Linked DNA regions of Mus musculus: region 2 is linked to region 1. A link is a loop called in an ENCODE intact Hi-C map of the cell type or tissue named here. Cell type or tissue: heart. All regions are shown on one strand. Links, peaks and the distances in the headings refer to the core of each region. The heading gives the core; the rest is flanking DNA. Region 1 holds the start of Gm29243 (predicted gene 29243). Region 2 has its middle 54 kb from the start of Gm29243.

Region 1 (15,500 bases), core at 3,758-11,757:
TATGTGGGGGCTCCTCAGTGCCTGTGGTTTTGAGTCTCTCCCTCTCTCCTTGTAAAATGAAGAAGTTGGTAAAATGTCTGACCCTGCTCTTTCCTACCAAGAAGGACTGGCAAGAGGGTGTAGGTTGGTGTCTGTGGTCGAAGAGTAATCACTGAGTTTCACTGGTGGTTCTTCCAAAGCCAGGGCTGTAGGTTGGACTTGGGAATTCCGTTTCTGGAACAAGCCCTGGAGGCTAATGAAGGGGGTGGTGCTTATGCTAAAGTTCTGTTCTCCAATTGGTTCTTGATTTGTCAATAAAGGAGGCCAGGACCAATTGCTGGGTAGAAGGTACAGGCAGAACTTCTGGGTTCCAGGAGGAAAAGGCAGGGACACAGAGAGGGGCTTTTCTACCATGCTTTGGAGGACGAAGAACACAAGAACCATGTAAGGTCTCAGGGAGGGGGCAGCTAGGGCCTGCAGCCTCTGCTATAAGCGGGTGGACAAGGATGTTTGGCAGGGGCTAGATGGGACTAGCCACTAAGTTTAGGGCAGGTGGAAAGATGGAGATAATAAATTGCTAAGGGCATGCTTTTCTAGGTGAGAGATATCTGAGCCCAGCAATTGTGTCAAGAAGACAAACTGTGGAGGAATAAACTGTGTGTGTCTTTTATCCACAGATTGAAGGGTCTTGGGTGGGAGCTGGTAGTGTGGTCACCTCCCTGAGCAAAGGCCAGTAAACAAAAGGGAAACAGGGAGGGGCTTTGCTGACCCTGGCAAAGGTGGTAAACAGGCTAACCCAGACTTATAAAGAGGACAAGAAATTAGATGCCTTCCGGTGATCTCTTGTGTCAATCAAAACCTTCCCTGTGTGCCCCTGAAACTGCTTGTTGTTCTTCCAAGTTTAGTTGCTTTTCAGTCATGGACAAATCAACGTGGGGGTATTTAGGTCTTGTGCACGCAGGACTTGACCAGCAAGAAGACGCTGCAACAGGATCCTTCTGCACACGTTTATTGGGAGAGCTTGATTGCAGAGGCGAAGAAACCCTGAGCCCAGAACTGGTGCTGCTTTTATAGGCCTAGGAGAGGCGTGTCTCACACCTGGATTGGTTATGCACTACGCCTCATTTGCATGTTCCTCATCTGATTGGCTACTCTCTCTCAGTACCTCACAGAGCCTCATTATCATACCTCATTTGCATGTCTCACATCTGATTGGTTACTCTCTCTCAGTACCTTACAGAACCTCATTATCATACCTCATTTGCATGTCTCACATCTGATTGGTTATACTCTCAGTACCTTACAGAACCTCATTATCATACCTCATTTGCATGTCTCACATCTGATTGGTTATACTCTCAGTACCTTACAGAACCTCATTATCATGTCCGGGCCAGGCAGTGTCTTTGCAAAAAACTTTACTGCATATGTACACATTGGTTGTTTGTCCAAACTTATGTGTGGTGGCCAGCAGTAGTCAGTGCCACTCAGCAACGGCACATGTGGCTTCCCACATTTAGGGTACTGGCTCGCACTGTTCCAATAGCCTCTGTTTTAGTGATGGAGTCTGTTGGTGTGAAGAACAGTCTCCTATACTTTCGGTTGTAGTTTGTTGCAATGAAATCTTTAAACAACCCAAAAAAACCTGTCGTGCTGTTTTGTTGCACCGCTTGGCCTCTGTGGTGGTTCTGAAGTGCACAGGCAGCTTCCTTCTGCACTTTCTTGCAGAAGTTTCCCTTCTCCCAACCCAGGCTCCCTCCCACAGCAAGTGCATTGGGATGTGAAGACAGCTTGCCTCTGAGCTTTCCCCCAGAAGTTCTGCTTTCCCCAACCCCTGCTCCCCGCCTCCCCCTGCAAATGCAGGGCTTCCTCCCCCTCCCTGGCCACTCAGAGAGAACTCAAGGAGCCCTGGGTACCAGCTTGAGTGTGATGGATGACAGCCCCCCTTGCCCTTGTGACGTTGAGGCTAGCTCTCTCCCTGATAATCAGGCTGGGCACTTCTCAGGTGCAGTTGGTGCCTGTCCTTGGAAAACAGAGATTAGGGTCCCATGTTTAAATCATTGAAGGGAGGTGATCAGGGGTCACAGACAGTTATGGCTGGCCATAAAACTAGTTCCTGATAGCCCCATAAAGATAATCCTTAGGTCAGAAGCATCCCCCTCGCAGACACGCAACCCTGCTCTACCAAATGGTATCATGTCTGAATTATGACTCACCTCCCCTGCCTCCCCCATCACCCTAAGCTTTCAAAGAGTCTCTAACTATGCTGCATATAAGTGCCAAGCCTTCCAAGCTCAGGGTCCCACTCCTGCCCTGTGCTGTGGGAAGCTTTGCCAGTCGAGTCTGACTCTTATGCATCAGACCCTATAGTTCTTGAGCTCTCCTGGGTTTCCTGCAGAGTCGGGGCATAACAGTTTGAATAAAATGGCCCCCATAGGCCCATAGGGAGTGGCACTGTTAGAAGGTGTGACCTTGTTGGAGGAGGTGTGTTGCTAGGGAGTGGGCTTTGAGGTCTCAAATGCTCAAGCCAGATCTAGAGTGACATTCACTTCCTGCTGCCTGCTGATCCTGATGTAGAAATCTCAGCTCCATCTCCAGCATCATATCTGCCTGGAAGCTGTTATGTCCTCTGCCATGAAGATAACAGACTAACCTCAGAAACTGTAAGCCAGCCCTGATTATGTTTTCCTTTATAAGAGTTGTTGTGGTCATGGTGTCTCTTCACAGGGATAGAAACCCTGACTAAGACTGCCTCCTATTATCAATACCACCTAGGAATTTTCATGAAAAGATCAAAGCCTAGTCCACACCTAGTAATAAAACTACTTGGGAACGAGGCTAAGGGATCTGTGTTGTTAATGTTCTTTGGGGGCTTTGCTAAAGAACTCTGACTTGCAGCCTGTATTATTAGATTTCTCCCCATTACAGATCACTCTGCTCTCCTTCCTGGTCCATGTGCCACCTTTTTGCCTCTGTAATTTGATTGTAAGTTTCTGGAAGGTAACATACAACATATGACATTTATGTGATATTTAGTGTGTATTCATGTCACCCACCTCTGAGGTTTAAATAGCAAGTTATTGGTGAGGTGACATACACCTATAATCCTAGCACTCTGCTGCTGAGGTAGAAGGATCAGGAATTCAGAGGCAGCTTAGGACTACACTACACAGCAAGACCTTATCTAAAAAAACAACAAAACCAAAAAAAAAAAAAAACTTAGAATAAAAAACCCAAGCCAAATTCTTGCATTGGCAAGTCCAAGGTTTGACATAACTCTGGAGATTTGGGGATAGCTGGGTGACTGCTGGTCCTGGGAAAACATGGTAAGGGGAGGAGAGGCCAGGCTGGATTATTCTAGATGCATTTATAACATCCTTTTGTTTCCAGGAAGCATCAGGTATTCAGGACTCTTTTCCCTAGAAGTGTTTACCAGAGGAGTTTTGGGACCAGTCAAAAGGTCTATAAGGACCATCGTAGTCTAGAAGTAGTATGGGGGAGGGTGGACCGAGGGCCGTGGATGCAGGTCACTGGAGTCCCTAACATGGTAACAAGTGTGACTTGTCTTGTCTCTCACATTTAGGACTATTTGGTTAAGTGGTTGCCCAGAGACCCAACCAAACCCAAAGGAGAGGAAGACAGGAAAATGAGGAGGCCTCTGACAACCCCCAGGCCATGGGGAAATTAAAAGGGCTGCTAAATGCTCTGGCTCTCGCTGATAGAATATGAAATTGCAGGATGATGTCTCCTCTGATTACGATGCAGAGAATTCTAGAAGTTACATTTAGCTGGATGACTTGTGCAGGTAATGACAGGAGGTGAGGGGCAACAGGGGTGGCAGGGATGGAGGAAGCAGTAGTAGAGAGCGACAAAACAGGAACTGGTGTCTCCAAAGAACCCGACAGTGCAAGATGAGAGCTGGCTCGGGGGCAGAGGCAAGAGGGGTTTCCAGGATTGTGGGTGCAGACCCAGTGAGGAAAAACCCATATGGGACATTTCAGGACATGTGATTTGGCTGCAGCTTCAGTCTATATGTTGCAGAAAGCTGACCTTGTTAGGACAGAAAAACCAGAATCCTTTTAGCCAGAGCAATCAAGTCTCCATTTCTTATGAGCTGTGTTCAGCTGTAAAGGGTATTATAGGACAACTTAGATCAGGGTCTTATTGTTCCTTTGGGGAAGACCTCAGGTGTGGCGCCAGAGTTATCTGAAGGACAACCTACATTGTAACCAGAGCATATGAACAGCTCCTGAAGCTCAACAAAACGGTTTCATGATGTTTGGTGAAGGTTCACGGAGAGGCAAGGTACATGTCTTAGTTAGGGTTTACTGCCGTGAACAGACACCATGACCAAGGCAACTCTCATAAGGACAACATTTAATTGGGGCTGGTTCACGGGGTCAGAGGTTCAGTCCAGTATCAAGGTGGGAACATGGCAGCATCTAGGCAGGTATGGTGCAGAAGGAGCTTAGAGGTCTACATCTTCATCTGAAGGTTGTTAGGAGAATACTGACTTCTAGACAGCTAGGATGAGGGTCTTAAAGCCCATACCCACAGTGACACACCTTCTCCAAGGCCACACCGCCAAATAGTGCCACTCCCTGGGCCAAGGATATTCAAACCACTACGGTATGGGAGCCTTCCATAAATTTCTCTAAATCTTGCTCATCTAAATCTTGAGGCTTCCAGTTCCTCACTGTCATCTGTTGCACCCATCCCATTGCTCTGAGAGATGGCCAGAGGCAGGAATATTACTCCTATCTAGGAAGATCTAGGTTAAAGAAGCCAGAACATTTCAAGGGTATGTAACAGTGGTAGAAACAGAAAGAGGCCTGTGTGTGACTCGTAAGTTGCTTAAGCTTATGGGGAAACTCACTCAGTTTCTGCCAAGGAAGCCTTTGTATGTCATTGGAAGGAGGTGGTGGGAGCTATGTAAGATGGAGCCTGGTAGGAAGACATTTGCTTCTTCTTTCTGTCTTTATGTGCTTCCTAGACATCACAATGCTATACTTTTCTGCTGTGATGCTTTGCCTTAAGCTTCTCCTTGAGTTGTTCCAGGTCAGAACAATGGGAGAGCAAGTAACATTTATTTGCCTCCATTCCCTCCTGGGGTCATCTCCATCTTCTGGGACTCAACTCCTCAGGTCCAAATTTCTTCCTCCTGCCTTGTTCCACCTTACAAGTTGAATCTTCATTCCTTAGCTAGTGGTACTATTTTGAAAGACTGTAGAACTGGTAGGAGGTGAGGGTGTAGCTGATAGAACAAGCTCACGAAGGGGCTCTTGCCGATATGAACTGTACTGCTCCGTGATACGTTCTACGTCATGATGGCTTGAGCCCTCTGAAGCTGTGAGCCAAGATAGATCCTTCCTTCTGTAAGTGTCTCAGTCAGATATTGGCAGAGCAATGCAAGAGTGATCTGCCCATTAGCAAGCTGCTCTGTAGACAGCCACTTTGTTCTGGCTACTCTGCCTCTGCTTGTGAGAACACTTCTGGGAAACTGGATAAGTTGCTGAGACTGGAAGAGCATCCCCTGGTCATGAATACAAAGAATAAACAAAGCAGAGGCCTATGAAATTCCATCTCTCTGAAATCACACACACACACACACACACACACACACACACACACACACACAGAGTGTGCATATATGTATTCTGTATATATGCCAGTGGTGTGTGTGTAGGTCAAAGGACAACTTGTGGGAATTGGATTTTCCTTCTACCATGAGGCTCAAACTCAGGCCTCCAGGCTTGACTGCAAGAGCTTTTATGCACCAAGCCGTCTCACAGGCCCAATTCCAGCTTTCTTACCCCCAAGGTCCATTACCATAGAAAGTTCTGAAGTCCAGGAAGTTTACAAAAACCAAGAACAAACCATAAGCTTCAACAATATGGAACATATTAAATTGATTTTTGAACTTTTTGGTTAAGAGGATGCGCACACAGTTCTGGTGGTGGCTATTAGCTTTGTCCTCTGATTTATTCACAACTTTTTACTCATCTGATGCTCCTATGATTCATCTACCATTCATATAATCCATGGTGCTTCTGAAAATTTTCCTGTTATTGTACACTTACTGTGCTTTATTCTTAACTAATAGCATCCTTGGCATTGGAAATACAAGCTTTGAAATGATCATATGGAACTCCACTTGGCATCTCAGAGCCACTTAGTTACTTAGCTTGGCTTTGGAAGGGCCTTACAGACAGGAAAGCTTTGTTCCAGCTTAGATATGTATTAACAAGCAATTTGAGACAAAACAGAGCAGCTACAAAAACATAGATAACAAAAAAGACGTACCCCCAAACCCTAATCAAGCCCCCACTGGAACGCAGCTGTCATTACAACATCTTCCAAACTAGTTGGGTTTTGCACGTGTCCACACAGTAGACTCTGTACTGTCAGACTTGAAAGCTACTTCTTGATATTTAAATATATGATTATGTTACTTTTCAGTTACAATGATGCCAGCAGAGTACAAAGCCTCCCCGCCTCCCCTGCCCACACCTCTGCCAGTGGGGTCTCACCTATACACCAGGCTGGCCTTGAACTCTTCAACTTCCAACCACAGCCTCGATGTTTTCTACAACTTCAGTGCCATCGAAACTAGTTTAATGATGTAAGATGTAGTTCTATTCCATGGCTAAACCCAGATACTAACTGCTGTTGGGGAGTGTATAAGTGACTGAATCTTCCTTTAAAAAACCATATTCATTCCAGAGCTCCCGACCCCCGACTTCCCTGCCAAGACAGGCTTTCTTTATGTAGCCTCAGTTGTCCTGGAACTTGCTCTGTAGATCAGGCTGGCCTCGAACTGCCTCTGCCTCCCGAGTGCTGCGATTAAAAGCATGCACTATACTTTCTAGCCCCGGTACTTTCAAAGGGACTTGTGAAGCTTAGGTCAATGAAGCAAAAACTGCAGCTGCTCCGGAGAGGCAACCTTCGGTATAATCACATAGATCCTCCCATTATTTTTATTGGGCTTGTGGGCTGTAGCCAGAGTTCAGGCTTCAACTGAACACTAGAGGGTACTCCTGGCTGCAGAATAGTTTTGCCCTTTCTTTTCTTTTTTCTTTTTTTCTCCCCCTTTTTCCCTAGCATTGTCTCAGGGAAACTGAAGGCCGCACCAGTACGTGTGGCTTAATGAAAGTCGCTTTCCTGAGTCCCTGGCAGGATGCTCCCGGAGGCTCTGAAATGCAAAGAGATGCTGATGGATACCCAGCTGGAGAGAGACTCCTGCCTTTCCCTTTGCTTCTGGGAATGCACTACACTGCTCCGGTGTTTTCAAGAACGTACATAGCAAAGGTGCATCCATTGGAGGATATGCTGAAATAAAAACAAACGAAACCCCAGGCAGCCCTCCGAGCAGAATCTGGGCGGTACACCCTCTAGGGTTGCTCAGCTCCAGCCCTTGATATTTGGTGATCTTTGCATCAGTTTGGATTGTAATGGGGGCTAGCTCCTGAGGGAACCAATTGAAGCTTGGCATGGCAAGCAGGAATAAACACAGAGGCTCTCCCTGGGGTAGGGATGGAAAGAGAAAGAGCCGGAAACTTCCCGGGTGCCCCTGGAGCCAGGACTGACCATCCTACAGGAAGCAAGGAAGCCACGTGGCTCTTTTCAAAAAAAAAAAAAAAAAAAAAACCACAACCCGATTAGAGCAATGTTTGTCCTCAATCTAGGTAGCCTGCTTCTCAGAGGAGCTCAGAAGTCGTGATCTCATTAGCCCTGAAGGCAGCTCTGTGAAGAGAGCTCTCTTGGTGACACCTTGTTTCCTGACAGGAAACCAAATCCCCCAAAAGCGAAGGCGGGGAGGCAGAGCCACGCGTGGTCTTATGTAACAAGCTGACTGTGTGGCGTCCTTACCAGGCTGTCTGTGGCTTCAGAGAGGCTCTGAGCGCCACATGCTTTAACCCCTATGGCCTCCAAAGTCTAAAACCTTTTTTCAATGCTGTCTGCCAATTTCTCTGGGTTCTATTCTCAAACACAACAAGGGCAGCTCCTTTATAAAAATCTCACCGAAGCTGGTATATCACCCTTTCCTCGACAAGCCACGGTCTGAAGTAAACTTCCTGCCTGCGTCTTTCAACAGCAGGAAATAGGGTTCTTTTTAACAGAAAAAGATTTCAAAGAATGCTAGAAATCTAGCAGTTGATGTGAACTTTGGTTTGGGCAAAAATAGGACGATTACACTGAAAAACTTTACAAGCAAAAGTTATTAGAGACCATTAGACGTAAACTTGCAACTATCCAAAGCAAGTATTTCTAATATATGCACAGAGAAATGTCTAGATGTTTGGTAATCTTAATGAAACTGACACCCATAGACTCATAGGGAGGGGCACTATGAGGAGGCGTGGCCTTGTCGGAAGAGGCGTGGCCTTGTCGGAGGAAGTGTGTCACAAGGAGTGGACTTGAGGTTTCAGAGGCTAAAGCCCAGTGTTGTGCTCTCTTCCTGCTGCCTGAGGATCTGGATGAGAACTCTCAGCCACCTCTCCAGCACCGTGCCTGCCTGCTTGCCACCATGCTTCTCACCATGATGACAATGGACTAAAACTCTGAACTGTAAGCCAGTCGCCAATGAAATGTTTTCCCTTGTAAGAGTTGCCATGGTCATGGTGTCTCTATGTAGCAACAGAAATCCTTAATAACTTAAGCAGTAACCTTAGGAAGTTCATGGTGTTTGTCTGGAGGATAGAGGAAATCCATTTTTATTTTCCTCTCCATCTTTCTTTAACATTTTCTTTTTACAATAAGTGAAATAGGAGTTTTGATAACAGAGAAAAAGAGCTTTATTAATTTCTTACCTTTCCTGTGTCCTTACATTGGCCAGCTCCTTAGCAAGTCCATGTCATCTTCTGCCTCCACATCTTTACCAATATGTGAGTCATTCTGAGTCATGAGTGATCAACTGCTGCTATGTTTTAGTGCCCCTGCCCCCAAAGTGTAGGTATCAGAGGAGATCTTGAATAAGTAAAGCCCAGAGTGAAGGTTTATTTTGACATGGGCACGGCTTGTTAGGGACTCCAAGCCCAATTGGCCTGTGGGGAATTGGTAAAGCTGATGGCCCAGACTCAGGAGGAACCGCAAAGCTCTCCTTGAGAGTCCGAGTATGAGTGTGCAGAGACTAGCAATGGTGGCTTCCTGCTCCTGCATATTTATCGCTTGTTATTGCTGCCTACAGAGATCTACTGCTGGGTCCGGCTAACCCCTCCTCCTGGTGCATATAATAAACATGAGGTTCTGGGTAGGAGCAGTTAGAAAACCTAACCTGGTCTCAGCTTCAGTATATGTGTGTGCACGCCTGTGTGTGTGTTTGTGTGCACACGCGCATGCGTGAGTCCATCCGTCTGTCTGTCTGTCTTTCCTCCATTCCCTCTGCCTCTAGCCATGGTCCCAGGACCCAAGCTGCATGGGTCATACACGGCATCAGCCCTCTCTGCCTTCCTCATTATTCCCGATACATTTCCAGGCAGGTGTTCATCAGGACCTCAGTTTTATCCCACGATGTCCAAAATGGAACAAATATTCTTTATGTACCTGTCTTGTTTCCATGTTCCCCCCGCCCCCTATACAAATATCTTTCTCATTTTAAAAACTTATAATAATGATATTACCTAGGGGCATCGGCTGCTTCTGCATCATGGTGAGCAGAAAACTCGACAGAAGCAACGTAAGGGAGGGAGGGTGATGGTTTCTGAGGGTTTCAGCCTATCATGTCGGAGAAGACTTGGTGGAGCCATGCCAGTAGGTGTGCTCATTGGCATGGTGGATCAGGAAGCAGGGAATTCAACAGGAACTAGGGGCCAGATGTCACCGTCAAAGGCCTTGCATTGATGACTTACTTCTTCCAGGAAGGCCCCACAGTTCCTTCTTCAGTGTAAGGCTCTCAACTGAGCTCTCTGGCTTTCCACAGTCTCATAAAGTAGCACACACTTAAAGCCCAAGACTCTGAGGCACATTTCAGAGGCAGGCTGTACCCCTTGCTTCCAGGCTTGGGCTTGGAATAGAAAGTCCAGTCAGACATCTCTTTCTTTCTGGCTTTGCTCCCCATCCACTTCATTGTTGAGTCGTCTGAACTTGAGCTTAGTTACTTCACTTTCGTCTACCCTTCCCTCCCTTTCCCCCACACCACTCTTGGAGGTTGGAAGTTTCCTGTCTGATGTGTGGGTGATGCCAACGGCATCAGAACAGCTTTGATGCCCTCTGATCCTCCCCCCATCCCATATATACAGTCAATAGCCTAGAGGACCACAGCCAGTTCTGAGTAGGTTTCTACTCTGAGTTGGCTTCTACTTTGGGCTCCTGGTGATCTACATGAAGTGGAAACTTAAGGGTTCTTTGGAAAGTCAGTTGTGTTGGAAGGTGTTTTCCTGAAGTGGACACTGGAGTGAAAGGCTGAGGCAGACTGGAGAAGGAACATTGAGCTGAAGCAGACACAGGAGAGAGGATGTTCTACTAAAGCAGGCACATGAAAGGACATTCAATGAAAGATTCTTTGCTAATGACACCCATGTATTGGTCTGCCTTACACTGCGTAGTTGAGCTGCATTTGTCGGGACACTATAGAGAGAAACACACCAATAAACTTCAGGTGGTGTGCTGTGGCTTCTTGCCGCTTCTGTAGACTTGGGCTGATTGGCACGGTGATGTCAGCTGAGACAGCCACATGTGCTTGCTGAGGCAAGACCATGGAGGACAGGTGATGTTTGGAAGGTATAAATAGAATGCAAGCTTGGCTCGCTTATCGTTTGCGAGTGGATTTAGCTGCTCCTGCTAACCTATGAACTGAACTGCCGATTTCCAGACAACACAGATGGGAGTTGCTCCAAAGAACCTTTCTAAACAGGTCCACTCCCCCCACACCATATCCAATCTTTCTTGCTACCTGTGGTGAGTGGTGGGCTAAAAAGTGTTTAATAAAACTAAAAATCGGTCTTGAAAAAAATTAAAGTTACATCTACCAAAACCAATCCAGGTGTTCTTAGGCTTGGGTAGGTTTAATGATCCCTTCTAATTTTGTTTCCCATCATCCTCCAATATTAATCTAGGCCCAGGCTGTCTAGGCAGGGTGTATCTGCAGCTATGCCTTAGTGCTTACTAGTATCATCTAGGGAATTAAGCTCCTGAAGGGACCAGGCTGGACATGTTGAATTCCTTCTATCATCATTTACACGTCCACTGTGTTTTGAGCAAACTCTAGCTTGTTCATGACCCTGTAAACATTTGACACTCAGGATGAACGTCAGCATTTTGAGCTCAGCAGGCTTTTTGTCTGGGAAGGGCATTGGAAATGAGCAGTTGATGCTGGATACAGAGGGAGCTGCTTCCCTTTGGGATGGAAGAGGTTCTCCCACTAGGGAGGGTCAAGAGAAGAAGGATCTATGTGATAGATGGAAGTGACTTAGGCAGGGGAATGGGGTTTCCAAGAGGAAATTTCTATAAAGACAAGCAAGGGTGAGCCCAAATGGCCCCCTAGCTTCAGGCCTAGAAGTGTAAAGGGGAAATAACAGTGGTTCAGGAAGCCAATCTGATCTGGTCAGGCTGGCGTGGGCAGAGATGGTGATTCTGGTTGTGTGAGTATGAGTTTCAAGAGGGCTAACATTTGACAGCATAGGCAGGCAGATTTGCTATGCTCTACCCTATGCAAAGGTGGGCATTTTATTTTATTTACTCTGTGTGTGTGTGTGTGTGTGTGTGTGTGTTTGTGTGTGCATGGTGAGGTTGTGAATGGTATATGTGCATGTGTGTGTGGTATATGTGCATGTGTGTGTGGTGTATTTGTGTATGGTATATGTACACATGTGTGTGTATGGTACATTTGTGCATCTGTGTGTGTATGGTGTATGAGTATGAGTATGTGTGTGTATAGTGTATTTGTGTATGGTGTATATACCTGTGTATGCTATGGTGTGTGTATGGTATATGTGTATGTATGTATATGGTGTATTTGTGTGTGGTGTATGTGTGTGTATGGTATATTTGTATATGGCATATGTATATATGTGTATATGATATATTTCTGTATGGTATATGTGCATGTGTGTGCATGGTGTATTTGTGTATGGTATATGTACATGGGTGTATATGGTGTATTTGTGTATGGTATATGTGCACATGTGTGTGTGTATGGTATATGTGCATGTGTGTATGGTGTATTTGTGTATGGTGTATGTGCATGTGTGTGTGTCTCTGTGTGTGTATGTGTACTGAAGCAGAGGCCAGAAGAGGTTGTTGGGTATCCTGTCCCATCACTCTCCACTTCATTCCTTTGAGACAGAGCATTTCAGCGGACCCAGAGATAGTTTGGTAGGCGGATCTTCCTGTCTCCATGCACACAGTGCTGGTGTTATAGGTATACATACAGCCGCCACCCCTGGCTTTTTGTATGTCCTCATGCTCATGAATCATGTGCTCTTACACTGAGCCATCTCTGTCGTGCCACCAGATGTAATTTCCTATTTCATCTCATAAGCTAACAGCACCATAAAGATAGAAGACTAGCTACAGGGGATTCTCCGTACAATTCATACTAAAGCCATTGCCTGGAGAGTCTGGCATCTTGGACTGAAGGTAAGTTTCTGCTCTGTTGTCAACCTTCCTGAAGGTTCTAGGGAGAGGAATTTGAGGAAGAGGAAGCTCATGAAGCGGGATACCGCTTACACAGAATGACTTTCTCGAAAGACCATGAGCTCTGTTGAGTGTAGAGATATGCCTAACTTTTAACCCATAAAACCCAGTTTTTGAGTCTTAATGGGCACAACCATGAATGATTGCATGAGTATCTAGTTTGTTCAACAAACATTACAATGCATGGTAACCTTTATTTTAGAATCTATGTTCTATTAGTATAGTCTGCCACCACACTGGGTGTTTGCAGGTGTCATGTTACATGGTGTCAGTTGACAATCTGGTTCTACTGAGTCAGAACTTCAGGGCAGAGGAGGTTCCATGGTATTCCTAAGCACCTGGATGGTTTCCATCAGAGCCATTGCTGGACCTTGTTTCCTTCCTGGCTGACTCTAGTTACAGCCCTTGGATTCCAAGTTTCCTCTTATCATTTCTGGCTCATTGGTGTAGCTTGTCAGCATCTTTTTGATCACTCTCTGTCATTCATTATACTAGCTATTTGCTCTCAGTTTTTTTTTCTTTTTTTTGTATTGCGTGTGCTAATTAGATAAGCACACCTTCTCTTGGGAAAACATGGGGGACATCAAAGGGTTAGGATCGAAATGGATTCATCAATTAACACCATGAAATGGAGTCAGCTAGAAAACCATTTAAAGAAGTTGTTATTCCCCCACAAATGTAGTTTACAGAGAAACACCACCAGGACACAGCTAGGAGATTTAATTGGTACTTCCATCTCTGCCAATTAGTATTTCTGTGACCTTGGGTGAGACATGTAGTCTTTCTGGATTCCACTCTGTGGCGATTGGGATGGCTCATGCCTTGGGCTGACCCTTGTGGTTCCCTTGGTGGATCTACCCCAGTCAGATCCCTTCTTCCATAATTTCCCCGTGCTCAAGCCATCATGCACAGATCACCTGCTCCTTTCGATCAACCCCGGGCAAGGTAGAAGAAATTTCAAGAGTACTTTTCTGATAGAAACTATAGGGACATATCTGCCCCAAGGAAATAGAAAGGATACTGTCCATTCAACAAGACTCTGTTGAGTTTCTGTTACACGGCAATCACTGTGCTGGATTGTGGAGGTTGAGTAGTGAAAGAGAGCACCTACTCAGATGGGCTCGTGATCTACAATTGATGGGATGAGGGACGGGGGAAGGCAGCTGAGGAATATACAGCCAGATACACTGCTGGTGAAAATGTTTGGGAGTAAGTAGGGGATTGGACTGCGATTAGGTGACTATTTTAGGTAGGACATTAAATTAGAGTCTTTTTAAGAAGCTGACACAAACAGAGTTCTGAGCAGCAGAGGAAGCTAAGGGAGATGAGCTATGGCAGATGCTTTGGATGGGGAGAACTCTCTGCGGTCTGGGAACAGCAGAGGCACTGCAGTGCCAGGGAAATGTTAGTGGTTCTCCCTCTCCCCAAACAGACAGGAGCTGATCTGCTGAAACTCACAGCAGGGTCTTTATTCTATTCAAGCTAGCTCGGGTTCCTCCAACACACCCGCTGTCACACAGGACGGTTTTGGTAGTGGTAGAGCCCCAAATATCTATCGGGGCAAGGCTTTATAGTATGCAGCAAGCAGGGGTACGTGTACAGGCATCTAATTGAAGAGCTACCATGGCCTTTAACATAATTGGCTGGTGCTGGAAGTCATATAATAAACTTAGTTTCTGCTCTCCTCTGCATTGGTGGTCATTAGGCAGGGGGTGGGCTTGTAACCTGGGGAGGCAGGTTGCTGGGGAAATAACCTGGAGATGCTGGTATTGTTGAGGGTGTAACCTGGAGATACTGGTCTTGTTAGGAATTAATCTAGAGACTGGAGCTAGGCTCTGGTTTTGTTGGGGGTGAGGGCAACTTGGAAACTAATGTTAGGTACCAGCCTGTTAGTTTACCTGAGTTCAAACTTGGGTTAGGTTCTCTAAAATGGAGTCAGAACTCAAAAGATTTGGTCTCTCAGCAATGAAAAGGAAGATCTAATTAGGGAAAGATGAGGCAGAAGAGGCAACTGAGGGTCCTTTTAGTCCTGATGAAGTCTTTAGACCTCACTCTGAGATAAGGGAGAAGCCATAGGAGATTTCTCTGACCAGAGAGTTATTATATTTCAATGTTTAAAGGACCAGGCAGGCTGCAATGCAATGAGAGCAGTTCACTGAGGCAGCTGTGGGGAACAGGAGACCTGACCGACCCAAGGTCATTAGATCAGGATTGGGTGGTGAGGCGTGAGATTGCCCAGATTGGGATGTAGCTGCCCAGAATGGTCAGCAGAGGTAGGTAGGTTGGATGGATGAATGGGGAGGGGAAGGGGGGAATGCAAAGACAGAGAGACATAGATGAAGAGACAGACAGACAGACACACAGAGAGACAGAGACAGAAAGAAACAAAGTCAGAAAGACGGAGACAGAAGAGGAGAATCTAACTTAAGCCAAAGTTGATGTCACAATTGATTTCTCATCTGAGTACTGAGAATAATGGTGAAGTTGTCTGTAAAAGATGGAAATACCTGGGAGTGGACATAACTGGACCTTGGAAATGTGAAGTCTGAGATGTGTTTTCAATACTGGAATGAGTCAGAGTTTGATTTACAAACCGATAGCTGTGTAAGGAGACTTGGTATCCCATGGAGAGGTACTTCAAAATCGAACACATGCATTTCTGCATTTCTGAGTCTTGAAATTTGAAATCTTCGCCCTCCGTCTGACTTTTTGCATAAAGTCTCCATATTTACCACCAACCGAAGGCTGGTTTTCCCTATTAGAAGGCTAACTTTCTTCAACTGATTTTAGTGGGAAGCTCTCTACCACAGCATTCCTACCACAGCATTCCTCTACCGCAGGGAGATGCCATGGCTGACGGAGTCCTCATTGGGAAGCAGAGTCTTTGC
Region 2 (15,500 bases), core at 3,075-11,074, 54 kb after region 1:
TCTTTTTCCTTCTGTTAAATCTATGTATCTATGTATTGTTGTATCTACCTATGTGTCTATCTATGTGTCTATCTAACTATGTATCTATCTATGTATCTATGTATCTCTCTCTCTATGTCTATCTCTGTATCTCTGTATCTCTCTCTCTATGTATCTATGTATCTCTCTCTATGTATCTATGTCTGTCTGTCTATCTATCTATCTATCTATCTATCTATCTATCTATCTATCTATCTACCTATTTATCTTACAATTTTCGCAAGGTGAAGTATGGATATCCACATGGATGCAGAATACCTAGAACAGTTTTGGAAAAGATGATGTGTGTGAGGGGAATCACTGTACTTATTTTAAAATATATGAACTCTCCACAGAGATCAAGGCAGTGCAATACTATAGAGATGGCTCTGCAGATCCATGGAACATCACAGAGAACCCAAGTAGTTCTTAAACAAGTGTTTACATAAGAATTAAAAAAAAAAACCGTGTCGTGCTGATGAGTGAATACAGGATCTTGAAGTCGGGAACAAGTTCTGCACCTCTGAGCTGGTGTCCTAAGCCCCGGTTCAGTTTGAGACAAAGTCTCACTAAGCTTTCCAAGCCATCCTTGAACTCACTTTTTACCTCAAGCAAGTATTGAATTTGTAGTCTTCCTGCCCAAGTCTCCCAAATAAGCAGGATTGATAGTCCCTATGTCCGGCTGAAATTGATCATCTTTGCTATGTTAAGTAGATAGTAGTATTAGTGTCAAAGAGCATCCGGATTATTGTGATTCAGATCTCTAGAACCGTTTCCGCCTAACTTGGCTGAAGTTGATAAAGCAGTCCAATGGAGGAAAGCTAGGTTTTGTGGCAAACTGGAACAGGGGACAATTGAGCATCTATAGGGGGAAGAACGACCTCGAACCAGACCTCTCACCTAAACATTAACTCAAGATGGATCGTGAACCTAAATGTAAAATGAAAAAAATGTAGGAAACTCAGGAAACTAGTGGAATTCTCTGAGACCTATGTGGAGGTGACACCCTCATAAGTCCTGCACTACTGGCATGGAAAGGAATGTTGATAAATCAGACCTCATGAGCCCACAGAATCAACCAAGCAGGGCTTATGGGGACTCACAGAGACGGAAGCGACAACCACAGAGCCCATTTAGGCAGCAGCCCTATGGAGCTGTAAAACATCACACAAACATTTTTTCTGGACAAAGAGTTTGCTACATTGGATTCTCGCCCTGCAAGGAATCTGTAAATAACACTTTGCAAGCGTTCTTTTCTAAAAATTATTTATTTATATGTTGTTAATTTTACATGCATTGGTGTTTTGCTTGCGTGTATGCCTGTGTAAGGGTGTTGGGTCTCCTGGAACTGGAGTTATAGACGGTTGTGAGCAGCCATATGGGTACTGGGACTTGAACCCTGGTCCTCTGGAAGAACAGCCAGTGCTCTTAACTGCCGAGCCATCTCTCCAGCCCTGCAAGCATTCTTTTTCTCAAGAAAGGAGAAACTGTTGGTTGATGAGACTCTGGTGTGGATGAGGTGTGGGGTTAGAATAACCTGAAATTTTCCTTAGCCATTTTATACCGATCATCTGAACACAGGTAGAAAAAAAAATTGCCAATAAAGACAGACATGTCTGCTTTCACATAAAAAAATTATGCAGAATTGATTCTTAGGTGTGAGACTCTGCCCCACCCCTTTCTATCTCAAAATGACAGCAGAATACTATAGGAACAAAAAATTAGATGGCAAATTTCCACATGAAGTTTGGTCTGGATTGAGGTATCTCCGAACGCCATGGTTGACTATTTAAAACATGGTCAGATTGGAAAAACTAGACTCTGTTCTGAGATGACTGATGTAAAAGGTGAGGTTCCCCCTCAAGTACTTTCGGGAATCGTGATTTAGCCAAGAGGTGTTCCTTTCTTGGCAGTGTGCATGTACAGGCATATGTAAGTTTCTTAGAATAGAAAGGTTTGTTCCTGTCCCTATACATGCCTACAGTGTTACGCCACGTGGCAGATTTCCCCGGTGGTTTCTAGGTTGCTAGAAACATGAGATAGTAATTCTTTTGACTAAAGCAATACAAGCACAGACTTCTTATGTTCGGAGACCTCAGAGTACTGAATTGTCACTGTTCTGAGAGGGACACATGGAGGACTGAGGCCTTCTCCCTGTTGGGCACTCAAGGTCTCAAGCCCTTAGAACGAGTCCTTGAGTTTCCTCTGCTAATTAGACTTCTGTCAAGTTAGATTACAAACAATCATGAGCAGATGGAGAAGACTGAACTAAGTCCTGAGAACTCCACGGAGAGGTTGGTGAGCAGTCTGGTAGATTTGAGTTGGGAAGTTTCATGCTACCAGTCCTTACCCAGTGGATGGTCCGCAGGTACGGGAGCCGGGAGACGGCAGGGGACAGGTCAATTTCACGTGTACTGCTTGATTCTGCCGCTTCTCTCTCTCCTTGCAGGTGAGCCTGGGTGCTTCAAGGACCCCTGTGCAGAGCATTCTGCAGAGTTCTCAACAGAACACTGTCGAGTAGGTCTAGCTGACTTTATGTTAGTGCAATATCATGTATAGACATTACTTGGAGTATTTGGTTTTCTAATATCTTCTGGGCTCAGAAAACAAGTATCCAGTTCATCTATTCAACCCATGAAAATAGGTGTCTTTAAGTAAACTACAAAAAAACAACAGAATATACTTGGGAGATAACCTCATGTCTATAGGTTAAAATGATGCCCCAGTCGGTCTCAATAGGTAGAGCTTTGCCATTTTTGCTCTTGGACTTGGGGGGGGAGTTAACTCCTCCCCCTCCCTCTCTCCCTCCCTCTCTCCCTCCCTCCCTTCCTCCCTCCCTCCCTCCCTTCTTCCCTCCCTCCCTCATAGGAAGGCATAGACTTAGAGGACACATCTTTCTGAGTTTTTCTCTCTTTGAGTTTGCTGGGTTTTATCTCTGGATCTGTTTATTTCTTCTGGTCAGCTTCGTTGGACAATGTGTTATTTGTTCAGTAATTAATCTTTACACAACACGGGGAAATGCAGCCCTGTTATGAAGAAACCTGTCTCAGTCAGGGTTCCCATTGCTGTGACAAAACATCATGACCAAAAAGCAAGTTGGAGAGGAGAGGATTTATTCAGCTTCCACTTCCACTTCACTGTTTACCACCAAAGGAAGTCAGAACAAACTCAAGCAGGGCAGGAACCTGGAGACAGGAGCTGATACAGAGGCTCTCCATGGCTTGCTCAGCTTGTTTTCTATAGAACCCAGGACCACCAGTCCCGGGACAGCACTACCCACAATGGGCCATTGATCATTCATTAAGGAAACACCTTACAGCTGGATCTTATGAGCATGTTTTCTCAACTGAGGCTTCTTCCTCTCTGATGATTCTAGCTTGTGTCAAATTGACTTGACACACAAAACCAGCCAGTACAACTGACCCTGTGTCAACTTGGCACACAAACACAACTTTATTAAGCCACAACCCTCCTTTTCTTATTTGTCCCCAAATCTTACATAAAAACAAATAACTTTAAAAGTCCCACAGTTTTTACAAATGCAAACACATTAAAATTTCAGTCCCTTTAAAATAGCCAATCCTCTTAAAATCCAAAGTCTCTCAACTGTGGGCTCCAATAAAATACTTTATTTCAAGAGGAAAAAAAATCAAGGCACAGTCACAATTAAATCAAAGCAAAACCAAATTCCAACCATCCAATGTCTGGGATCCACCCATAGGGACTTTTGGACTCCTCCAAAGGGCTTGGGTCACTTCTCCAGGTCTGCCCTCTATAGCACAAACAGCTTGTCTTCTAGGGTCCATCTGACTTCACTCCACTGCTGCTGCTGTTCTTGGCGGTCATCCCATGGTCCTGGCATCTTTAATATGCTGGGGTCTTCTACTGCAACTGGGCTGCACTTTCACCAATAACCTCTTAATATGCTCTCTTCGAGATGCCATGCCTCAGTTTCTTTGCATAGCCCCTTTAGATCTGGGCCTTCAACTGCCACTGAGGCTGCACCTTTACCAACAGCCTCTCCTTTTATCTCACAGTGCCAAGCTCCAGTTACTCTCCATGACCCATACCTCGTGCCTTCAAAATCAGCACCATCTGGGTGACTCTGACACATTACCAAGTCTGGGTGCTAGCATGAGGTACAACCTTGGCCACTTCTGCAACACAGCTTCTCTGTGCTCTCAGGAAACACATCCCAAAAGATTTCACCTTAGTGATGCTAGTCTCCTCTTAAATACTGCCAAATTTCTTAGCACCAGCTACCCAGCATCAATTGTCCCAGTAAGGCAAAGGCTTCATTTCAATGGTACTTGTCTCTTGTTAGTCCTGGCTGACTCTTCATCTCCACCTAACTAGAATGACAGAATCTCAACTCAAAATAGCAAATAGCCTTGATAGGCTCTTTAAATTTCTTTCTGCAACATCACAAGCCAAGCTTTCATCGTCTACATTGCTCTTGACATTCTCATCTCCCGAGCTCCTAAAGAACAGTCCACTGAGCTCTGAACACACAATGGCTCTTCTAGCCCAAAGTTCCAAAGTCCTTCCACAGTTCTCCCCTAATAAGGTTTGTCACAGCAATACCCCAGTACACTGGTACCAACTTCTGTGTAAGGGTTTCTGTTGCTGTGAAGAGACACCATGACCACAGCAACTCTTATAAGGGAAAACATTCAGTTGGGGCTGGCTTATGGTTTTAGAGTTTTAGCGCATTATTATTAGTGTCATTCACCATGGGCTAAGCATTCAAACACATGAGTCTATGGGGGCCATTCTTACTCAAACCATCATAGAACCTAATTTTTTTTATTGAGTTAATTATTTTTGTTATATATGTTGTATGTATTTTTACGTGTTTGTGCCCAAGTGCTGATGCATGTGAGGATGTGTTGTTGTGATCTAACTCCACAAGAGAACACACACAGATGTGCTTAGAGCCGAATAGAAAGTCTTTACTCTCTCTGTGGTGGCTGCACAGGAATCTTGCTTGTCTCAGTCATGCAGCCAGGAGCCTTTCTGCTCTCGGCCTTACTATTCTTGGATTTTTTTATGCACAGAAATCACATCCAGTTGACAAACCACAGCAAGAACAGCAATAAACAGAGAGCTACAGAAGCCAAAGAAGCAAGGTTAGTACATGTAGGGACTTTCCACATCTGTGGACTGTGATGGGTCAGGCTTTTGTTTGAGTTTTGGCGGGCATTGGAGTCAATGTGTTAGGGTCTTAGTGCTTCTAATAGGGTGCCATCTGTGTTAAGGGTATAGAGGCCAGAGTCCAATGTCTATGTCTTCCTCTATCGTTCTTTGTTTTATGTTAGTTAATTAATTAATTACTTTATTTATTTAGAGAGAGTGTGTGTACACATGCCAGGGCAAGCATGTGGAGCTCAGAGGTCAATTTATTTATGGGAATTGGTTCTTCCCTTCCACTCCATGGAGTCCAGGGGTCCTACTCAGGTCATCCATTGGGCTGGACAGCCTCTCCTCTTCCTTTTTTAGACAAAGTTTCTCACTGAACCACGAGCTCACGGATTCAATAAGACTAGCTTTTCAGAAAACCGTAAGGATCTTCCTGTCTCCACTCTCCCGATTGCTAGGATTACAGTGGGTGCCACCACGCCTTGCTTTTCTGTAGGAACTAGGATCTTGATCTCAGGACCTTCTGCTTACAAAGCGAGCACCCGCCCCCCCCCCGCCCCCCAGCCATCTCCCCAGCTCCCAGAATCCAGCTATTTTAATGGTGCAGAAACCATTTTTAAGACCCGACTTGCCTTCGTTTTAGAGGTTAGAGGGGAAGTGCTATTTTTCTGGGATGCGTTTAGCTTCAGTCCTAACAATGAATTTGACGCTGGCAGAGAGCCCGGCACTGCCGACCTTGCATACTTTCTATCAGTGTTACTCTTAACGTCCCATGTACGTGACAGAAAACGTCACGGTTTGGTTCCTCCCGAAGTTTCAGAGGGATTTCAGTCCACCTTAGCAAGGAAGGCAAGGTTGGGGGAAGGGGGTCCCTCTCTGGTGACAGGATGTGAAGTGGGGAGACTCTTCAAATCATAGCAAGAGAGTAGGGCCGTGTCCTGCTTTCAAAGGTACAGCTTTCAAAAGCTTGCCTCAAGCTACCTGCTTTCATCAGGGTCTAAACATTTGCACAGCCCCCCACAACACTGCCACCTGCTGGAGAAAAGTGCTTACAACAGGAGCCTGGTGGGGACGTTCACGTTCAGACCCTAGCAGTTGCCACCCCCGCATTCTTTTTTGTATCATCCACTGGTTTTCAACTTGTGGGCCGTGACACTTTGACAAACCTCTGTCTTCAAAAGTATTTATATTATGCTTCAAGGCAGTAGCAAAATGACAGTTATGAAGTAGCAACAGAAATAATTGTATGGTCGGGGGTCACTACAACACAAGGACCCGTATTAAAGGGTCACAGGATTAGGAAGGTTGAGAGCCACTCTTGTCTCTGAATCATAGTCTTGGAGACAGAGTCATCACATAACCAGCTCAAGCTACTGATCTTCATTACCGTTGATCTTCCTCAATGAGCACCTTTTTGAGAAGTGAACCTTCTTAAGGTCTATGTTTTAACCTTATGGAGAATTATAGATGAAGTTTTAGGAAGTTTTGCTCAGTTGTTTGGGCGATATCCAAGTGCGAGATGAGAAGAAATATCTGTCAGCCATTCAAAAAATTATTCAGATTTCCCTGTTGTACTCAGAAACCCTGAAAATAGATCAATTTACATATGACATTTATTATGGTTATTTATAGTTTGATTTACAAAATATGCCCAGCGTGCAAACCCGCGGGGTGCAGATGAAGGGAGAATACTCCACAGAGTGTTCAGATGAAGCCCAAACTGCTTGGCCAGGCTTGCTTGACAATGTGCATGCTCTTGAATTGGGTGGATCTGTCAATCAAAGAAGACAAAGGTCATACACAGCTCCACGGCAGGGCCTTCGCTTAGCATGGGTGGGGCCAGGAGTTCAATCTCCAGTGCTTTAAGAATGATGCCTTTATAAAAATAGAATATTATTGTCTGAAAGCTTAAAACAGAGGCTTTTCACCTTTAGTTCTGTTCTGTATAAATTTTAAAGTCTGATTTCGATGAAGTAGTACCAGATAGTGGCAGGAATATAAGATACGACTTCCTCTTTGGGGATGTCTGCTTCAGTTGGAGATCTTTACAAGCAAGTGTGAAGCCTTCATTGCTGCGGGTGAGTTGAGTGTTATCTGGAGGTGCGCAGGTTGGAGCTGGTAAGGAACCCAAGCCTGGAGAGTAGACTGACCCTCGATCAGAGCAGAGGCGTCTGAACGGTAGATGTGCCACCACAAGCCACTTAAAGCTCAAGCTTTCTATATCTGAGTTGCCAAAAGCCCTCAGATTTTCATCCCGGTGGCGGATTTCTTTTAGATGCGTGTCTGTCCTTTTCATTTTATTCTGTGTCATATCTCTGCCTAGTGATCCGTCCCTTCTCTGTCCGCCTCTGTGATTTGCATGGAGAATTCCCTCCTATTTTCCATGTGCAAGTCACTTCTCTTTCCCCACGTTTACTTTGCTGTTTAATGCATTTGCATTATCATGGAGATTTTATAATCTCCATAGCTACATATGCATTTTGCTTGTGGAAGTTTTCAGCGTGTCTTTTTTTTTTTTTCTTTCCTGATCATAGCTTTTGAACAGTTGTACAGGTTCCTTTGCATCCTTAATGGCTTTGGACACAATTATCTTATAGTTCCACATGGATTGTTTAATCACCTGGGTTTACTGAAGATTGGATTCTGAGGCATGTCCTACCATGGTGGATAGATTCCTAGTGTTTTCACAGGGCAGGACATTGTTTATACATTTTGTCATTGAACGTAGAGTTTATCTTCATTGGCAATTTCTCTGTGAGAATCTGTGTGGGCTGCAAGATCATCTTTTTGAGTTGTTTTACATCAAAGGTCTATTAACAGCCTGTGTTGAATTTTTATGTTAAGTTTTGGATAAAATTTATATAGAGGTTTTAGTTAGCATGGCTATTATAAACTAAAAAAAATGTTCTCATGTGGTTTGGACTGGGTGATGTATCTTTTATCTATAGCACACATTTCTCTATCATCTAAATATTAATTTCTATTTATTTTTAGAGGAGAATATATTTTTTTCACTGACAGCTAAGCTTGAGACAATTATAATAAGTAAATTTTTTGATGGTGTACTGTCCTGGCAGGTATTGTTATTATTATTATTTTATTATTATTATTATTATTCTCAAAATAGGATTTCTCTGTGTAGCCTTAGTTGTCCTGGAACTCACTCTGCAAACCAGGCTGGCCTCGAACTCAGAGAGGTGCCTGCCTCTGCCTCTCAAGTGCTAAGGACTAAAGGTGTGTGCCACCGTGCCCGGTCATGGCAGCTACTTTAATTTCCCCACCAACCCACTCTTTTCCAAGGGTGGATTTTAAAGGCTGCTATTTTTTAACAGTGGCTGGACTCCTAATCTCTACAACAGCCATTCTCAACCTTCCTAATGCTGCAACCCTTTAATACAGTTCCTCATGTTGTGGTGAGCCCTAAGCATACAATTATTTTTTTGTAGCTGCTTCATAATTGTTATTTTGCTACTGTTATGAACCATAATGTAAATATCTCTATTTCCTAATGGTCTCAGGTGACCCCTGTGAGAAGGTCATTTGCCCCCACCCCCAAAAGGGTACCCAAAACAATGTCTACCTGTTCTCCCTGCCTTCCGGAGTGGCTTCTGTTTGAAGGCCGCCCCTCCAGGTTTCAGATCCTTGTTTCGGGAACTTGAGAATTTTACTTTTCTGAACACTCACTTATGCTCTCAAAGAGAAGCTATTAAACTTGCTCCAGAATTATAGATAGGAAAGGTTTTCAGGACATGTCCCATCAAGAAGTAGAGTGACTTTTTTTCCTTGCTTCTCTCCACATGGCCATTCCCTCTCGCTCCGTGAGGTGTTGTTGGTCTACAGTCCTCTCTTTTTCCTGGCTTTTCAATGCATCTCTCTTTTGTGAGTATCCTGCATAATTTTATGTCAACTTGACACAAGCTGAAGTTATCTGAGAGTAGTCAGGAGGGCACCTCTATTAAGAAAATCGTTCTATAAGATGGGGCTGTAGGCAAGCCTGTGGGACATTTCCCCCCTCCCTTTCTCTCATTCATTCATTCATTCATTCATTCACTTTACATCCTATTGCAGCCCCTTCCCTCCTCTACTCCCAGTCCCACCTTCACGAAACCCTCCTCCCATTATCCCCTCCCCTTCTCCTCAGAGGAGGGGAAGTCCCCATTTTGGGTACCAACCTGCTGCTCTAGGATATCAAGTCTCAGCAGGACTAAGCACATCCTTTCCCACTGAGGCCCAACCAGGCAGTCCAGGTAGGGGAAGGGGAATCCAATGTCAGGGTCAGAGTCAGAGACAAACCCCGCTCTAGTTGTGAGAGGACTCACATGAAGACCAAGCTGCACATCTGCTACAAATGGGTAGGAGGCCGAGGTACAGACCTACACACTCTTTAGTTGGTGGTTCAGTCTCCGTGAGCCCCATGGGCCCAGGTTAGTTGACTCTGTAGATCTTCTTGTGGTGTCCTTGACCCCTCCTGCTCCCTCAATCCTATCTCCACTCTTCCACAAGACTCCCCAAGCTCCACCTAAGTCTTGACCATGAGTCTCGGCATGTGGTTCTATCGGCTGTTGGATGAGGCCTCTTAGGAGACAGTTATGCTAGGCTCCTGTCTGCAAGCATAGCAGAGTATCATTAATAGTGTCAGGGGTTGGCTCTCTCACATGACATGGGTCTCAAGCTGGGCCATTCATTGGTTGGCCATTCCCTCAATCTCTGCTCCATCATCATCCCTGTGAATCTTGTAGGCAGGACAAACTTTGGGTTGAAAGTCCTGTGGGTAGGTTGGTGTCCCCCCACCCCCACTAGAAGTCCTGTCTGGCTACAAGAGGTGGCCACTTCAGTCTCCATATCCGTAGCTGCTTGAAGTCTCAGCTAGGGTCACCCCCATAGATTTCCTGGAGCCTCCCCATCCCAGGTCTCCTGCTCATCCCAGAGATGCCCCCCCCCAATTTCTGTTCTCTCTCCCACCTCCCTTTTCCCATATCTGATCACTACCCTCATTCTCTCTCCCACCCTGTTGCCTCCCTCCCTCCCTCCCTCCCTCCCTCCCTCCCTCCCTCCCTCCCTCCCTCCCTCCCTCCCTCCCTCCCTCCCTCCACCTCTGATGTTTATTTTATTTCCCCTTCTGAGTGAGATTCAAGCATCCTGGGCTCTATCAGAAAGCAGGGTGAGCAAGCAATGGGGGACAAGCCAGTAAGCAGCATCCTTTTATGGCCTTTGCATCAGCTTCTGACTCCAGGTTCCTGTCCTGCTTGAGTTCCTGCCCTCACTGCATTTGATGATGGACTGTTCTGTGGAACTGTGAGTGAAATAAATCCTTTTCTCCCCAGCTTTCTTTTGGTCATGATGTTTTATCACAGACTAGTAAACCCTAATTAAGATAGTGGGCATCATATAATTTGTATGGTATAGTCCCAGCACTCGGGAGGTAGAGGCAAGAGGGTCAGAATTTGTAGATCTCCACTGTCTAAGACCACATGGTATCTTCTAAATTACCACAGATAGTCTAGACTGTTGGTAATCCTTGGTTATGCAGGAAGTTTGAAGCCTAGGGTTCATGAGTCTCTGTCTCAAAACAGAACAGAACAGCCCTTTGGGGTCTTGTGACATATATACAAGGATGAACAATGGCCCTGTGGATGACATCTTTGTGAAGTTTACATGTGATAATTTGGGGCATGCAATACATGCCTGTAAAATGGGATTACAAATTTTTAGCAGAACTGGCTACATAATTTGTGGAGTTTAGTGCAAAATAAAGATGTAGGACCACTGATCAAAAAAGATTAAGAATGTCAAGACTATAGATGCTCTATAGAGCATCAAGCTGGCAGCCAAACGGTTCATGGGTCTCAGATGCCTGGATTCCAACCCAAGGAGGCCTGCTCTGACTGTTGTGGTAAAGAAGGAAGAGAGCAGTCACATCCTAAGAGTCAGCCATGTGCACAGGGCTAAAAAGAACAAAGCACACTATGTGGAGAAGCAATAATGCAGAGAGATGGGGAGGGAGGCGCCTCTCAGAGTCCTGTCCAGACCTTAGGAGATTATGTCCTATGCTTAGGTCCACTAGAGATCACTACAGCCTTGACTTTTATAGAGTGTTCTCCTTATCAGGGCTTGAGTAGGTGACAGGGCCTTATGCCCTCATCCTCAGCACAACAGTTGGTGTGCGCATATCTGGAACCAACGTCAACCATGGCGTTTCTTGGCCTGGAGCTCTGCCTGGCCTCTCAGAGCCATCCTGTACCTGAGGGCAAGCCAGAATTGCTAGGAAGTGATGAGGCACCTGAGCTTCGAGCATACCCCCCGGGCTGTGCCTGACACCGTGTGTGACAGTTCTCTAATTCCACAGAGTGGCTTCTTTTACTTTTTTTTTCTCCTATCCTGCCTCTTTGACCTACCATGGGCATTTCTTGAGATCAGCTTCTAAATAAACCATAATATTCAAACAGTGAGCTAAGGATCTCTGTCTAAGTCTACCTCAGACCCCAGGACAGTGTTTAAAGCAGCAGGATGGCCCTCAACGTTCCCATCTTGTGTCCACAACTTCCCTGCCCCATTTAGGGGCTCAGCCCCCATGACATCAGTGCCAACAGCAGTGCCTACCTCCAGAGTACATGTCAAAGCTGTCCTTTTTCATCACAAGGCCAGTAGATCCTAGTGAAAAGAGACTCACTCCCATAATGTGAGTCACCCTGCTTGTCATTTTGCTGAGTTTGGCTCATGTGTAGTGTAAAGCCTCAAACCAGATTGAGATCTGAGTGAAACTAGGTCCTGTGAGCATCACACAGGGCCACAATAGGGGCCTAAGGATTCCTAGGCCGAGGCTTATTTGAGAGGCAGAACACCCTGGCTGAACATCCAGAACAACAGAATCTAACCACTCAAGATCTGCGATCTGTCATGACAGCTGCTCACACAGAACTCAGCATTTCATCCTCAATCTTTGCACAAATTCAATGGGCTATTGCTTCGAAATGGAACATATCTGAAACAGTAAGTGTAGTGGATAGGTTTTCTGCAAAAACTATTATAAGGGCGTGGTTATCACTATTCCCACATAAGTGGGAAATCTGCAAGCCAAATCTAACTTTTGGAAGCTATGGAATTTTCAGTGATTATGGTCCTTGGATTTTCAGGGTCTGAAATAAGAAGAGCTCTCCACCATGGAAATGGTTTCATTCAACTCTATTTTCAATTACTCCTGACCCAATTCTCCTGCTTTTCACAATGGAAGACATTGCTAAATGTTCTATTAATATGCTGCTCTAGACCCATTGCTCTAGACCCTGCTGTTCTAGACCCTGCTGCTCTAGATCCACTGCTCTAGACCCATTGCTTTAGGCCTGCTGCTCTACACCCTGCTGTTCTAGACCCCACTGCCGTAGATGCTATAGAACCCACTGCTCTAGACCCGATACTCTAGACCCACTGCCGTAGACACACTGCTCTGATTTTTGTCCTTGAGTTACTGGAACAGGCAGACTCCCCCTTCCTATTTCTCTGACCTTTCTCTAACTTATCTTCACTTCTAGATCTCTTTTCAACTGATTCACCCAACTCTATCTTTAGCCTTATATTTCTTGAACCAAAATTCCCATTTTTCAGGATGAGGTATTTTTTTTTCTCTTGGATATAGCTGACATGTCAAAAATCATTGGGTTTTACACAAAGTATATACTTTTCAAAAACTGCCTTGTCTTCTGGCCCACTGTGTCCATCTGTCATCAGAAAGGAAAAAAAAAAAAACCCTTTCTTTTTCTGCTTTTGGTCTTAAAAAAAGAATCGAAGGATTAGTTCTTGTAAATTTCCCTTTCCAGCTTGCACTGGTTTGTCTTTGTTTTCCGGTTTTGTTGCTTCTCTTCCTGTCCCACTTATCTCTAACTATTTTTACCTACGCACAGTTTCACTTTCTATCATCTATCCCACACACAATTTTTAGGTCAGTCCCTGTAATTCATAAATGGCCATGCCATTATTTAGCTCACCCACTACCACCACCTTTTGACATTGTAGCATGATGCAGTTATTTATAAAGTTCATGCTGGGGAACTATGCAATGAGTTACAAAAGAAAACACACACACACACACACACACACACACACACACACACACACACACACACACACGAGTCCCGTCATGGTTTAAGGACATTTAAGATTTAAGATTTATTCATTGGCTTTTCTTGGCCACAATTACCAACTACAACTGACCCTGAACTCCCTATTCTGGTGGCAGCAAAAGCCTAGAGGCTTCGGGCTGTTGTTCTAAGTCTCACTTTAGCTCCGTGACTCATTTGGTTTGTGAGCATGATAACTTCATTAGTCATCAGGGAAAAGGTCTGTTTGCTCCAAAACAAAGTATGAGAGAAATGACCAAGATACACTTCTAAAAGCAGACAGCCAAGGCTTAATAACAAAATAAATAAATGCTTTATTGTGGTGAAAGATTACCATGTATTACTAAAACAGGTTAAGCAGAAAAGGCAATATTGTGATATTGACAAGTATGTGCAGCAAGAAGGATTTTTATATGTACGTTTCTTACTCTGGGTTACCATTGCTGTGATGAAATACCATGACCAACAGCAAGCTAGGGGGGAAAAAGTTTATTTGGCTTCTGCTTTTGCATCCATCACGAAGGAAGTCAGGCCAGGGGCTCAATCAATGCAGGAACCTGGTTATAGGAGCAGAAGCAGAGGCCATGGAGGGGGGCTGCTTACTGGCTTGCTCCCCGTGGCTTGCTCAGCCTGCTTTCTTATATATCGAACCCCAGAACCTCCAGCCCAGGAGTGGCACCACCCACAATGCTCTGATCTCTTCCCTATTAACCACTAATTAAGAAAATACCTTACAGCTGGATCTCATGGAGGCATTTTCTCAATTAAGTTTGCTTTCTTTCAGATAACTCTAACTTATGTCAAGTTGATATAAAACTGGCCAGCACAATCCTTGTCTGTGAACAAGCAATTTTAGCCCCAGGCATATGATATTCAGACAGCTACCAAGATGCACACAAGAAGGCTCACATCAACACTGTTCACATTGGCCCCAAAGGTGAAGTGATTTCAAGGGCATCAGTTGTGGCATATCCACGCAGAGTAGAATTCAGCAGGAGAGAGAACATACTGTGTTCTGTGGATGAGTCACGTGATAAGATAGAACCGAGCTAGACACAGGGATCTACACTGTATGATTTCATCCTGGTCATATAAGAATATGGCCCAAGTGAATCATTGCTATGGTTACCCTCAGGGGCATGGCTGCTTGTCGTCTTCTAAGGAAGAGTGTAAGAGGTCTGTGGCCAGAGCCACGGTGACGGCTCCACCAGCATGGCTGCTCTGTTGGTGGGAAACCCGATTTTAAAGGGCGATCTTCCAAGGAAGGAAGCTTGGGTGAGAAAGGGCAAAATGGGAGAGGGAATTACATTATAGACAGTGGGTGAAAAGGGAAACTATGAACGAGATAAAATAACAAAAAGTAAGGCACGGCCAAAACAAAACAAACAGGAACCCTGTTAGTCTCACATTTTTACCATCTGTCAAGCAACTGAAATTAACCAGTCATCAAAATACTGCACCATTACACCAATGAACAAAAGGAACTTTTTACAGTTCTCAAAACCAGGACATGAGTTTATGCGCAAATCAACTGAAGAAAAACTCCATTCTTGAAGAACAACCATGAAGCAGAATAAAATTTTAGGTTTAATTGTCCACCCCACTGAGGCAAGATGGCAAGATAGCCCACTTAGGGCCCAAGATGGTCTGCAGTATATACCTAAGGCCCACAACTATCTGTAGCTTTCACTTAAGGTCCAAGGCGATCTACATTATCCATCCAAGATGCCCAAGATGGTCTTCAGTACTCTAACCAGGGCCTAAGATGGTCTGAAATATCTGCTTAAGGCCCAGCACTGGTGGAACAGGCCTTATTCTTGGCTCTGTGTGGGAGCTGTTTCCTCTTTTGCAGGTCCTTTGAGTCTGGAGCCATCTACACACAGGGTTCAGTCCTCTGATGACTGGGAGGGAGACCTGCAGATTTCGGTAGTTCTCTCTCAAGGTTGGAATAGTAGCAGGGAGAGGCTTAAAACACGATCACGTGTTTAGCAAATTATATCTTATATCTTGGGTATCCTAGGTTTGGGGCTAATATCCACTTATCAGTGAGTACATATTGTGTGAGTTTCTTTGTGAATGTGTTACCTCACTCAGGATGATGCCCTCCAGGTCCATCCATTTGGCTAGGAATTTCATAAATTCATTCTTTTTAATAGCTGAGTAGTACTCCATTGTGTAGATGTACCACATTTTCTGTATCCATTCCTCTGTTGAGGGGCATCTAGGTTC

Evidence for each region. Hi-C counts contacts between places; a loop is a spot of excess contacts. Peaks named below come from ENCODE experiments on the same cell type or tissue, not always from the same donor. Only the 100,000 strongest peaks of a DNase experiment are listed, where the experiment ranks them.
Region 2: it touches region 1 in a loop (4-fold over the local background); 3 of 42 quality-filtered maps call a loop at or near these places.

The regions. Positions count from the first base shown.
Region 1 is chr8:34,208,410-34,223,909 of GRCm38, forward strand. Gm29243 (predicted gene 29243) reads left to right here and starts at 8,421. Exons shown (of 4, transcript NR_166073.1): 1 at 8,421-8,547; 2 at 12,458-12,555; 3 at 15,453-15,500. In heart, for the core only: a CTCF peak has its summit at 6,996 (motif pointing right); DNase peaks (open chromatin) are centred at 7,472, 7,782 and 8,372; H3K4me3 peaks cover 1,186 bases; H3K27ac peaks cover 1,364 bases.
Region 2 is chr8:34,263,103-34,278,602 of GRCm38, forward strand. No RefSeq gene overlaps it. Among named protein-coding and RNA genes, the nearest start is that of Gm29243, 54 kb to the left of the region's middle. In heart, for the core only: a CTCF peak has its summit at 6,202 (motif pointing left); no DNase peak of the experiment used is centred there.